Regions from separate parts of the Mus musculus genome. Here region 1 is linked to region 2. The links are chromatin contacts, found by Hi-C in ENCODE. All regions are on one chromosome and are shown on one strand. Each heading gives the region's core, a stretch centred on a gene start or an enhancer-like site at or near the end of the contact. The rest is flanking DNA. Distances are from core to core; before and after follow the strand shown.

Region 1 (6,185 bases), core at 2,694-5,193, 430 kb before region 2:
GCTTGCAAAACCCAGTTGTAAACGGAGCATGGTTTCTCAGGAATGGCCAGGGCTTTCTGCAGAAGAGGGTGTCTCAGGAAGGAATCATCATCACAAACCGGAAGAGAGGGAGACTGTGGCTTACGGGTTGCTGCATGACTCATCGCTAGCCCTGCCAGCTGCCTCTGTTAAGTGCTGGACAGCACAGAGCCTGGGAACACTGGTGGAATCCCTGTCTAGTCCCCTCACCAGAAGAGGACCCAGGCAGGTCAGTGGCTCTTAACCCAGATGTGTCACTTAATATTTCCACCATCTGAAAGGTGGTTACCATAGAGAATGATGCTCACTAACACTGAGCCCAGATGCAAGAGGGGATGCAGGAGATGATGGTACAGTACACTGAGTTCAGCAGGACTGACCGTGAGCTTGCCACGTGTTTAGCACCGGTCACGAGCTAGCACTCAACAAGGACACATTGGGTTCCTTCTCTGTTCCCACCGTCCAGTGCCAGACACCAATCAATCACATGTCTATGTGTCTTGGTGACACCAGTCTCAAGACCAACCAGCCACGTGTACTTCTTCCTCCCTGCAGCCTCCCATAGCTTCCACAACCAGGTATCCAAGGGAGATGGATGCAGTAAGGAAGGCTGCAGAATTTCCAGCCCCACCGACTCCAGGTCTTAACTTTACCCTTCTCATCCTTCTAGTGACACTCTCAACTCTATATGAGGGCAAGCCATGGTGGTGTGGGTCAGTAATCCCAAGACTCAGGACACAGACAGGAGGATCACAAGCTAGAATCAAATCTTATCTACATAGCAAGACACTGGTTTGTTTTTTTGTTTTTTGTTTTTTGTTTTTTTGTTGTTTTGTTTTGTTTTGTTTTTTTCGAGACAGGGTTTCTCTGTGTAGCCCTGGCTGTCCTGGAGCTCACTTTTGTAGACCAGGCTGGCCTCGAACTCAGAAATCCGCCTACCGCTGCCTCCCTAGTGCTGGGATTAAAGGTGTGTGCCACCACCGCCGGGCTAGCAAGACACTGTTGATGGATTACTATGCAAATAAGAAAAGAAAGGAAGCTGCTGTGTGTGTGTGTGTTCCACGCCTTTTATCACAGCACTTGGGAAGCAGAGGCAGGTGGATCTCTGTGAGTCTCAGAATAAAGTATAGTATGCAGGCAACAGACACGGACTTTTATCATCATAAGCCTGTATGAAAAGGGAGACCATGTCTTTTTTTGTTTTGTTTTGTTTTGTTTTTCGAGACAGGGTTTTTCTGTGTAGCCCTAGCTCTCCTGGAACTCACTCTGTAGACCAGGCTGGCCTGGAACTCAGAAATCCACCTGCCTCTGCCTCCCAAGTGCTGGGATTAAAGGCGTGCACCACCACACCCGGCTGAGACCATGTCTTTATAGGACTCTAGTTACCTAAAACTCTAAACAATGCAGTGTTAACACAAGGGGACAATGTGAGGGAATGGCTGGCACAGATTCAAGACAGAACTTCCTCCAGACCAGGGAAGGCGGTGTGATAGGGACGCCCAAAAGTCCTCAAAGGCACCTTGTTTTCTGTTTTGTTTTGTTTTGTTTTGTTTTGTTTTGTTTTGTTTTGTTTTGTTTTGTTTCGAGACAGAGTTTCTCTGTGTAGCCCTGGCTGTCCTGGAACTCACTCTGTAGACCAGGCTGTCCTGGAACTCAGAAATCTGCCTGCCTCTGCCTCCCAAGTGCTGGGTTTAAAGGCATGCACCACGATGCCCGGCTGGCACCTAGTTTTCAAGTTAGACAATAGATACCTGGAAAGCCAGGCAGGGTGGCACATTCTTGTCACCACAGTATGCAGAAGGTGTGTGGGGGGGTTAAAATTCAAGGATAACCTCTGCTACATAGTGAGTCAAAGCTAGGTTGGAATCCATAAGACCCAGTCTCTAAAACCAAAACAGGGCTGGAAAAATTGCCACTTAGAACACTTGTTGCTCCTACAGAGAACCCAGGTTCAGTTCCCACATGGCAGCTCACAACAATCCATTCTCCAGTTCTGGGGGGAATCTGACCTCCCAGGGCTCCAAGCATGTACGTGGTATACAAAATTACGTGAAAGCCAGGCAGTGGTGGCTCACGCCTTTAATCCCAGAACTTGGGAGGCAGAGGCAGGTGGATTTCTGAGTTTGAGGCCAGCCTGGTCTACAGAGTGAGTTCCAGGACAGCCAGGGCTATACAGAGAAACCCTGTCTCGAAAAACAAACAAACAAACAAACAAACAAACAAACAAACAAACCTGCAAAAGATAACAGAGATGCAGCTTTAAAAATTATTGTTGGGAGCTGAAGAGAGAACTCAGTGTTTAAGATCACTGGCCACTCTTCCAGAGGATCCTGGTTTGATTTCCGACACCCATGTTGAAGCTCACAACCATCTGTAACTCCAGTTCCAGGGGTCCTAAGCCCCTTGTGGCCTCCTGGGGCACCAGGCATGCATACAAAATTCCCATGCACATCAATACGGTAATTAAAAACTAAATAAAGTCAATAAAAATTATTGTTATCTCTTTTTAGACTGAATGTATGTAGCTATGTTGGTGGTATCTTTTACTATAAAACCATTTTATTAAAACAGCCAATGTCCTTAGAAGACAACTGCATTTGCTTAGACAGGTGAGATATGACTGAAGTATTGACACACAGTAATTAATTCTTACTTTTGAGTGTTTTGGCTTCCTGAGCCTCAGTTTCCCTATATGCAAGCATGCTGGTGACATAATAGACTTTGTCTTCCTGTGTGCAGGTCCTGGGTTCCCTTTCTCCCTCTCCTGGGCACCTCTCTCTTCTCTAGCACACACACATGCATTCGTGCATGCATGCAGGCACACTGACAGCCAGGCTCCCTTCCCTCTGCCCTGAGTCACTAGTGTCCCCCAGAATGCTCATAGTGGTCCCTGGTGCTACAGAGTGGGAGCTCCTATTTTTTTTTTCCAAGACAGGGTTTCTCTGTGTAGCCCTGGCTGTCCTGGAACTCACTCTGTAGACCAGACTGGCCTTGAACTCAGAAATCCTCCTGCCTCTGCCTCCCAAGTGCTGGGATTAAAGGTGTGCGCCACCACACCCAGCTGGGACCTCCTATCTTGATCTACATGGCTGAGGCCCTTCAGCTTTTTCCTGCATTTCTCAGAGGTAAATGGAGCAAGCATGATAACTCACACCTATAACCTCAGCACACAGGATCCTGATGGATGGGGCCACTGGGCTGTTTGAGGCCGGCATGGGTTACATAGCTTGACCTTGTGTCAGAAAGAACAACAAAAGCCAAAGAAAACAGAAGGTCCCTGAGCACAAGGATCTGTCCAATATCTAAGCCCCAGGATGATAATGTACAGGGCTGTGCTCGACTGAGGGATCTTGACCTCTTGAGGATAAGGGACAAGATGAGTTTTTGCAGTCTGCTTGATAGCATTCTTCACGGACTCTCCCATGGCGATTGGTGTCAATGTCCCTCCTTTTCCTGGCATTTCCTCCACCACTATGCAACTTGTGGTGGTGGAGCCCTCCTGTCTTGGGAAGGTATTTACTTCAAGAAAAGTGTCCCTGGTCCTGAGTGTGACTCTATCGCTGAACAGGCTTCAGTTCACAACCTATGTGACTGAACTGGAGTGGCCGGATCTCTGCCGGCTGTGGCCTCAACTTGTGCAACTAGAAACCTGGACCAAGCCGGTGGACGTGTCAAGTTGTTGAAGTGAACCTGCGAGGCCGTTCTATTCCGGTTTTGCATGGTGCACGGAACCTGCTTCTGCAGAGCCGGCGTTAAGCAGTCGGGTGGTACAAGCCTGGAGCCGCCCAGACTTCGTGTGGCCAGGGGCGTGGCTAGAGATGCTGGGGCGGGACTTGTTCAGAAACGGGGCGGAGCCGGCTCCGACCTACCGTGGGGCGGGGCAGGAGGGAGGCGGAGCAGGAAGGGGCGGCGGCCCTGCCCGGCTTCCGCGTCATTGCCCTTAAAGCACCTGCCCGCCTGTCGCGGCTACGAAGGTGCCGTCAGAGCCCGAGACTCGGCTCCATGGACACCTTACAGACGACGTCCGGCGCTCAGCGGGGTGAGTGCTACCGGGTGGAACGGGTGCTGCGCTGCGTTGGGTCTGACTCCGGGAGGGTCGCGCGCGGGCAGTGTCTCCATCGCTGGGACCCCGCTGAGTTCACCCTGGTGCGTGGAACGGGGTGTCTTGGGGCACCCGGCGTTCTCCGGGCTCTAGCCAGGACCTCCTCGCGTCACCGGGCCCGGTAGCCAACCAGAGTCGCCCAGCAACTTTTCTCTCCGTGGGTCACCCCGGAAACTTGTCCTTCCCAGAATAGAACTCTGTCCCTGAGCCGAAGTATGAGACTCGGAGACGAAGGCGGTGGCCACAATGGGGAAGCCCCTGGGTCCCCTGCGCACTTCCAGCCCCAGTTTCCTTCTGAGAGCCCCGCCCCTGCCTCTTGGGTCCCTTGGGTTGGCATGGAACAGAACGGGGTTTGGGGGTGGAGTCAGACCAAGTTCAAATGTTTGTATCACAAACTTTGAGTTGATGATCTTGAGTAAACGCTTACTGCCTGTGCCTCGGTCTCCCTCTTGTAAAAATAACTAATGCTGAGAGCTCTTTGAGAGCACAGCGTGGGCTGACACGTGAGAATGGCTTTGAATAGCGTCTTCTCAGTTCGTGTTGCCCCATTCTGTGGAAGAGAGTCTGAAAGAGACCTATATTGGGCATTGCTTGCCCTTAACCCTGTGGTCTGGTCAATAGGAGCTGTGATGGACACATTCCAAGAATGTGAAATATGAGTGACCCTTGTGGAACGAAGCCTGTCCAAGAATCCAACCCCACCATGAGTCTGTGGAGTCTTGAGGACAGACACAGCAGCCAGGGTCGACCTCAGCCAGACCAGGATCCTGTGGCTAAAGAGGCCCCTACTTCCGAGCTGCAGATGAAGGTGGACTTTTTCCGTAAACTGGGGTACTCGTCCTCTGAGATCCACAGTGTCCTGCAGAAGCTGGGAGTCCAAGCAGACACCAACACGGTGCTAGGGGAATTGGTGAAGCATGGCTCAGCTACTGAACGAGAATGCCAGGCCCTGACGGCCCCCAGCCCCCAGCCCCCTCTGGTGCCCCGGGGTGGAAGCACCCCCAAGCCTTCCACTCTAGAACCCTCACTCCCAGAGGAGGACAGAGAGGGCAGCGACCTGAGACCTGTGGTCATCGACGGAAGCAATGTGGCCATGAGGTATGTGTGGAGACCTGTGGAATAGTGTCTGTAGCTCTTCCTTTGGGAAGGGGGCTTGGCTTTTCTCTTGGACTGGTGAAGGAACACAAAAGCTGTCTGTGAGATCCCACCATGTGCCAGAAGGAACCCCTTAAGCCTTAAAGACTTCCTCAGGGCTGTTTCTCCAATGCTATAAGAAGGAAAACAGCTCAAATCCTTGCCAAGAGTCACACTTCTTGATAAATGAGAAGCAAAGATTCAAACCCAGCCTTCTTTGCCTGGAGTGTACCTTGTGCCATGGTCTATCCTTGCCTACGGCATGAGGCAGGACAGTATAAGGGATTAACCCGTGGGCCAGTCACTTAGCCAGTTGGGCTTTTTCTTCTCCTGTCAAACTTTCCACTCAGGTGGCCCCTGTGGGGAGAAAATTCATAGAACGTGGAGAGTTACAAGTACTCAGTGGAGCCGGGCGTGGTGGCACACACCTTTAATCCCAGCACTTGGGAGGCAGAACAGGCAGATTTCTGAGTTCAAGGCCAGCCTGGTCTACAGAGTGAGTTCCAGGATAGCCAGGTTCTATACAGAGAAACCCTGTCTCAAAAAAGAAGAAGTACTCAGTGGACAGATGTTATTCCATGACTTGAGTCTTCTGGGATCTCCTTGTCCCCGACTCGAGCTCCCACTGAAGCAAGGCTCATTAGTTATTCAGAGCTTCCTAGCCCTAACCAGCTGTGACCTTTTGGTCAGATCTGGCATCTTCAGATGCGTGTGTACGGGTAGCCTGATGCTCTGGGCTCAGGTGTGCTGTAATGAGAATCTATACTCCCTGAAGCCGCTCAGGCTGGCCTGACCTCTGGGGGTTCCCAGATCTCCTGCCGCCTTTGCATATCTCTCAAGGAATGGGGTGGGGTGGAGGCAGAATGGGAGCCAGGCTGCCTCTGACCTTAAGGAGCCCTGATTTCTCCCTTCTATCCAGGCCGCACCCTCC
Region 2 (6,381 bases), core at 1,791-4,290:
GCCCAGCATCTGAGGACTGCCTGGGCTGTTAGCCACTGGACAACAGACAGCAACACAGGTGGCCTGTGGCCATGTGTCCACTTGTGAGCCCTTCCTTCCGGGCTTGGCTAGCAGGAGCGGCAGCAGCTACCTTCCCAGGCCCAGGCTGGCCCTGGATCCACCCCCTCAGAGCCAGTCACCACAATGAGATGAGGCACCCCAAATAGGGTATGGGTGTGTCTTCTGCTTCCTCCCAGAATCTCCCAGTCCCTATGTCTCTAATGAGGACAGAGTGAAGGGCACCAAGGCCCACTTGTCTCCTATCTCCTCCCAACCCCCCTTCCCCCCACAATGCCTGGCAAGGCTGGGGGACTAAAAGGGTGAGCTAGGAGACAGTTTGTATTCCTGGGAGCAGGTGGGGGGTGGGGGAGTGAGGGGGCTGGAGGGGTGGGGAGGTGAAGGGGTAGAGGAGTGGGGGGGTAGGAGGGTGTGGTTTAGAGAAGACAGTGGCTCTTCCAAATGACCCCAATCTGCTATTTCCACGAACACACATTATCTCCATACCTGACTTAAGTAAGACAGACAGACAGACAGACAGACAGACAGACACACACACACACACACACACACACACACACACACACACACACACACACAGGGCTGGAGAGATGGCTCAGCAGCTAAGAGCACTGACTGCTCTTCCAGAGGTCCTGAGTTCAAATCCCAGCAACCACATGGTGGCTCACAATCGCCCGTAATGAAATCTGATGCCCTCTTCTGGTGTGTCTGAAGTCAGCTACAGTGTACTTAAGATATAATAAATAAATATTAAAAAAAAAAAGACACACACACACACACACACACACAGAGTGAACTTCTCAGAGCTGAGTGGCAGGATATCTTTCTGTATGGTGTCCAGTGGATAACAGCTTGCTTGAGTCACAAAAAATACACCTGACTTGAAATCCTGTGACCTTGGGTATACAGTTTTCATTCCCTGAGAGTATAGGTGCAACCAGTTAAATGAGATACTATTACTACCTCCCTCTCCTAGGACAGCTGTCAAGCTAAAATGTGATAATCCCCATGACAGCTTCTGTAATAAGTCTGTAGTAAACGCTAATCACTGTAAGTAAACGCTAGTCACTTGTATTTTTACAACAAGCCCCTCAACTCCTACTGGAGCCAAACAGTGGTAGTCTCAGGTAGGCCCGAAGCAAGAGTTAACCTGGGATGTGACCTTGGGAGTCTTAGTGAAGTCTGAGGGAACCACTGGTACACATCGTAAGCTCTAGCCCAGCCAGTGGGATACCAGGGTGGGGTGGGGGGGACTTTAAAGACCTTAGAGATGGTTAGTTCCCAGGAGCACATACTTGCTAGATTCCTTGTCATCTACAAAATACACACCCCACGACCACTGCATCTCAGCTTACGAAAAGGAAGGACAGAGTATAGGTCCCCTTTAGAGCTCAGTACAAGATACCAGGGGCAGGCTAGGGGCATGGCCAAGGCTGTTCAGCAATTGGAGCAGAAGTGTCCTATCCATCAGAGGGGAACTCTGCCTAGAAATGCTTTGGTAGTGGTGGAAGGGGCAGTCATCCTTTGGGGGGGAGGGAGGGCGAACAGGAGATACACTAGAGCTGGCTGTCTTCCCCGGCTGCCAGCCTGCCATTGGAAGACACCCAGAAGTCTTTCCAATTACCCATGCCAACTGCTCAACCCTTTAGTATATCCCCCTTCCCCGCCTCCCGCAACCCCCCCCCCCCGCCCATCCCAAGTCCAGGAGGACCCTGGCCAGACCCCACAGCTGTAACTCAGAGAAGACCCCTCCCCCTTGACAAGAGACTTAGGGGAGAAATTAGAGCCCCCCCCCAACCAGGCACCAATCCCAAACTCTCCACTGCCCCTCTTCCCCACAGGGCCTGGAAGTCAAAGCAGTTTAGGGCGAAGGGAGCAGATCCTGCAGCTGCTCCGAGAACAGGAGAGGGACATTTCATTCACCCCAGAGTCCCCTAGGGCTGAAGCAGAGCGTCCAAGATTTGAGTTTAAAAATAAGTTGGCGCTGTCTTAGTGGCTGTGTGTGTATGGGGCTCTCTCTCTCTCTTCAGCTCAGCTTTACAGCCTCAGGTCCTCTGCCTCCTGGGGGATGGGCTGGCTAAGAGTCAATTTCCCCCTAGCCTTGCCTCCACCCTTTCAAGCCTGGGGCAGCTGTCAGTGAACACACTAGGTGTCTCTCCTCAGCGAACTCTAGCCTCCACTCCGTACCTCTCAGTACCCTTGAGCTTAGTCAGTACCCGTCTTTGTGTTTGGGTGAAGGTGTTCCTGTATCTCTGGAGCTGTGTCCCAGTAGGGCCTCCACTCTGGGGATCTCTATCCCTGTTCATATCCAAGTCTTGGTCTCTCTCGACGTCTCTATGTCTCTGACCTGAGAGTCTCTTTAGGCCTCCGGGAGGCAGATTTAGCGCTAGTCTAACAAGCTCCAGCCTCGGGGCCCTCCAAGGCCCTGGGAAGGGTGCTAGCAATGAGTTCCCTGGGGCCATACATTTGCTTCTTAAAATGCTCCCCAGAACCCGGGTCCCCGCCGTGCCTCGAGAAGTTCATCCGGCCATTCTCTGCCCTCGTTGGAGTGGTCCCGGTAGCCTCCTGGGGCGCGCGTCCTTGTCTGTTCTACCAGGCTCCCTAAGAGCCTCAGTTTCTCCAACCCTGCTGATCTCTGTAGCTTTTCTAGTTCAAACTTGGTCCCCACCCCTTGCAACTCTGGCGGTCCCCGCCCGGCCGGGAGGCGCGGAGCGGTGGGGTCCGTGCAGGCGCGTGGGGTCCCGAATTCGGGATGCCCCAGCAGAAGACAGGGGTGAGGGGCCCAGAGAGCGACCCTGGTCCGAGCGCAGCTGGGGCGGGGGACTCTCACCTCGAAGCGGGCGCGGGAGCTGGGCGCGCGCGGCGTGGGTGGGGCGGGAGCCGATCGCCCGGCGGCTCCTACCTGTGGGCCAGGCGGAGGGGGGCCGAGAGAGCAGCGGCGAGGTAGCCGGCTGCGACTGACTGTGTGGGCGAGTGGGCGCGCGGCCCTAAGCCTCCGAGGAAGTGCTCGGGCCCGCCCCGCCCGGACCCCGCCCCCGGGCCCCCAACCCGCCCGCAAGGGCCAGACCCCGCCCCCTCCTGCCTGCGGCGAGCCCAGCCCAGTCGAACCTGGTGCTCTGACCTCCTCGACCACTCCTTGCTCGCCCCCTGCAGCTTAACCCGCCTCCTGCGCCCTTCGGACCCCGGGGGACGGCTGGAAGCGATCTCAGGCCAGGGGTGCAGAGCTCCTAGGACTAGCTAGAGTCCATCTGGAGACCAGACCTCCCTTCCTCTTTTCCCTCTAGCTCATCCCCAGATGTTACACTAAACCTTAGCTTGGGAAGGAGGCCTTAATCCAGCCGGCTGGAGGCGTGGTTTTGATTCTGCCTTACCAGCGGAGATCAAGGTTTTTTTTTTTTTTCTAGAAACTTGGGCTAAAGAGAGCGAGCCTTTATCCTCCTCAATTTCAAAGGGCTTTATTCTATAAGCGACTGGCGAAAGCACAGGCAACAACCTCCCCATCCTCAACTGTGCCCTGGCACTGAGGTTTCTATAGTGCCCAGGAATAGTTTTGACCTTTGAGGCTCAGGGAGACCCTAATCCTCGGCCTCCCTGGCTTTGGGTTTCTCGAGAGGGTGTGTGAACAGTGCGAGTGGTTGGTGCAGGCAGGGGTGGTTAAGAAGGGAGGGAACTTGTGCAGTTTTTGATCCTCCAGCTTCTACCCTATTCCGGGAAGGGAGGACTAGTGTCTGCCAGGGACACGAGGCCCATCCAGGTCCTTGAGGCCACCCCCCTTGGGATCCTCAGGCTTGTCACTAGGAATAAATAGCCTTGATCTGGAGGGCGGGGTGGGGGTGGGGGAGCTCTGTTGTGCTGTTTGCAAAACAAGAGACAACAAACTAACCCTGGTAATAACCTTTGCGTCTCGGGGATGATTCAGATGTCCAGAGAGGCCCCCCCTAATTCAAGGCTGCATCCAGCCTTGCTAGCATTTTGGGGATTAAGACCCTTCAAGGCTGGTGTGGCGCCTTCCCTTCTGTATCAGGGGTCTGGTTGCTAGGTCCTAAGACAGCCTCTAGGCCAGGTTTTCTTTCAGAGTTAAAGGATTGCTTAAATGTTGTTGATTCTTAAATTGCAAATGCCACGAGGGCAGAGGTTGGGTCGGTTTTTTTTTTTTTTTTTTTTCACTACTGCATTCCCAGTATCTACTCCAGTGTTTGACCTGCAGTAAATGAGGGATGAATGTCACACACTGCTTTCATTTGGACCCCCTGCCACTCCCTGCCAGGCACCTACTATCAGACAGTCTGAGGGTGAGCCCTTCCTCTGGGACTTGTCTCCCAGGTCTAGGGAGCTCTATGTACAGGAATGCAGGAAACACTATCATTCCTGGTTGGAGTAGACAGCGAGAGGGGTCTGTCTGTCCTGACCTGAAGTGGGGACAATGGTGGGAAACTGTACTGTCTAGTTTTGTGTCAACTTGACACAATCTAGAGGTGTTTGTTTGTTTGTAAGGAGGAAACCTCAATTGAGAAATGCTTCCATAAGATCAGGATGTAAGAAAGCCTGTAGGGCATTTTTCTAATTAGTGATTGATGGAGGAAGAGCCAGCCCAGTGCCATGGTGGGTGGTGCCATCCCTGGGCTGGTGGTCCTGGATACCATAAGAAAGCAGACTGAGCAAGCCATGAGGAGCAAGCCAGTAAGCAGCACCCCTCCATGGTCTCCACATCAACTCCTGCCTCAAGGTCCCTGCCCTGTTTGTGTTCTTGTCCTGACATCCTTCAGTGATGCACTATGATGAAGTAGAAGTCAGATAAACCGCTTCCTCTTCAGCTTGCTTTTTGGTCATGGTTTCTTCCCGGCGATAGAAACTATAACTAGGGCAGAGCCTTCAGGAAAGGAAGAGTTGTTAGTGAGCAGTAAAGGTGCTTCATCTTGGGGTCTTTCTTCTTTTTTTTATGACTTGAAGTGCTATTGAAGGCCTTTACCAAGAGCCAAAACTCTGAGCTTCCAGTTTGCACCATTCCCTAAATACTTCACATATATAAACTCATGTAATTATCCAATAAACACATACATATATATATGGTGTATATCTGGGTGGTTTGTGTGTATGTGGGCTCACATGTGCATGCTAGTGCTAGTGTACCTGTGTGCTTGTGTCAGAGGACAACCCTCTGGAGTCAGTTCTCTTTAAAAATGCAATAGGGGTGTGGGGGCTAGAGAGATGGCTTGGTGCATGAGCCTGCTTGCTGTTAGCTTTCTAACACCATGACCAAAAGCAAGTTAGAGAGCCAAGGGCTTATTTCAGCTTACAATTCCACATTGCAGCGGCTCAAGGGAAGTCAGGGCAGGAGCCTGGGCAAAATCCATGGTGGAACATGCTACTTACTGGCTTGTTTCTTATGAGTTCTCAGCCTGTTGTTGTTGTTTGTTGTTATTTGTTGTTGTTTTATAGCACTCACGACCACCAGCCCAGGGGTGGCACCACCCACAGTGAGCAGGGCCCTTCCACATCAACCAACCATCAAAAAATTGTACCATAGGCTTTCCTACATGCCAATCTGGTGGGGGCATTTTCTTAATTGATCTTCCTTCTTCCAAAATTGCTTTAGTTTGTGTCAGGCTGACCTAAAAAGTAGCCAGTGTGTAGCTCCTCCCAGAAGAGCTGAGCTCAGTTCCCAGCAGATAGATCTGGCCCCTCACAGTGCTTGTGACTCCAGCTTCAAGGAATCTGATGCCCTCTTCTGGCCTCCTCAGACAGGAACACAGGTGACATTTACTCACATAAAGACAAACATAAATAAAACACATAAATAAAAATACAATAAATTCTTTAAAAGTGGGGTGTGTGTGTGTGTGTGTGTGTATGTGAATGGATACACAAGTAGGAAATCAGGGGTGTTACTTGTGGGAATGAGTTCTTTCTTCTTACCATGCAGTCCCTGGGGATAGTCAGGCTTGGTGGCGAGTGCTTGTGCCCACTGAGGCATCTTGCTGGCCCTGGAGTCAGCCAAGGGCTTTTACCCACTGAGCTGTCTCACCAGCCTTAAATACACATTTCTAATCTTCTTCTCAAAGGTGAGAAAAATGGTACTTGACTCAGCCATACGGATACTAAATTGGAGTGATACAGAGATTAACACAGTCCCTGTGCAGGGATGACTTGCAAATTCATAAAATATTCTGTATTTTAAAAATAGTTTTTTTTTTTTTTTTTTTTTGGTTTTTCGAGACAGGGTTTCTCTGTATAGCCCTGGCTGTCCTGGAACTCACTTTGTAGACCAGGCTGGCCTCGAACTCAGAAATCCACCTGCCTCTGCCTCCCAAGTGCTGGGATTAA

The links. A loop is a pair of places that touch in the nucleus more often than their neighbours do.
Region 1: a loop to region 2 is called in a map of T-helper 2 cell, with 6 times the contacts of the local background. The contact joins the promoter of Zc3h12a here to the promoter of Fhl3 in region 2. A Hi-C loop is called at or near these places in 3 of 37 maps with a recorded cell type or tissue (T-helper 17 cell, T-helper 2 cell and regulatory T cell).

Annotation. Positions count from the first base shown.
Region 1 is chr4:125,125,639-125,131,823 of GRCm38, reverse strand. It overlaps Zc3h12a (zinc finger CCCH type containing 12A), which reads left to right and starts at 3,943. Exons shown (of 6, transcript NM_153159.2): 1 at 3,943-4,057; 2 at 4,742-5,218. The coding sequence starts at 4,776.
Region 2 is chr4:124,697,358-124,703,738 of GRCm38, reverse strand. It overlaps Fhl3 (four and a half LIM domains 3), which reads right to left and starts at 3,040. Exons shown (of 6, transcript NM_010213.3): 1 at 2,888-3,040.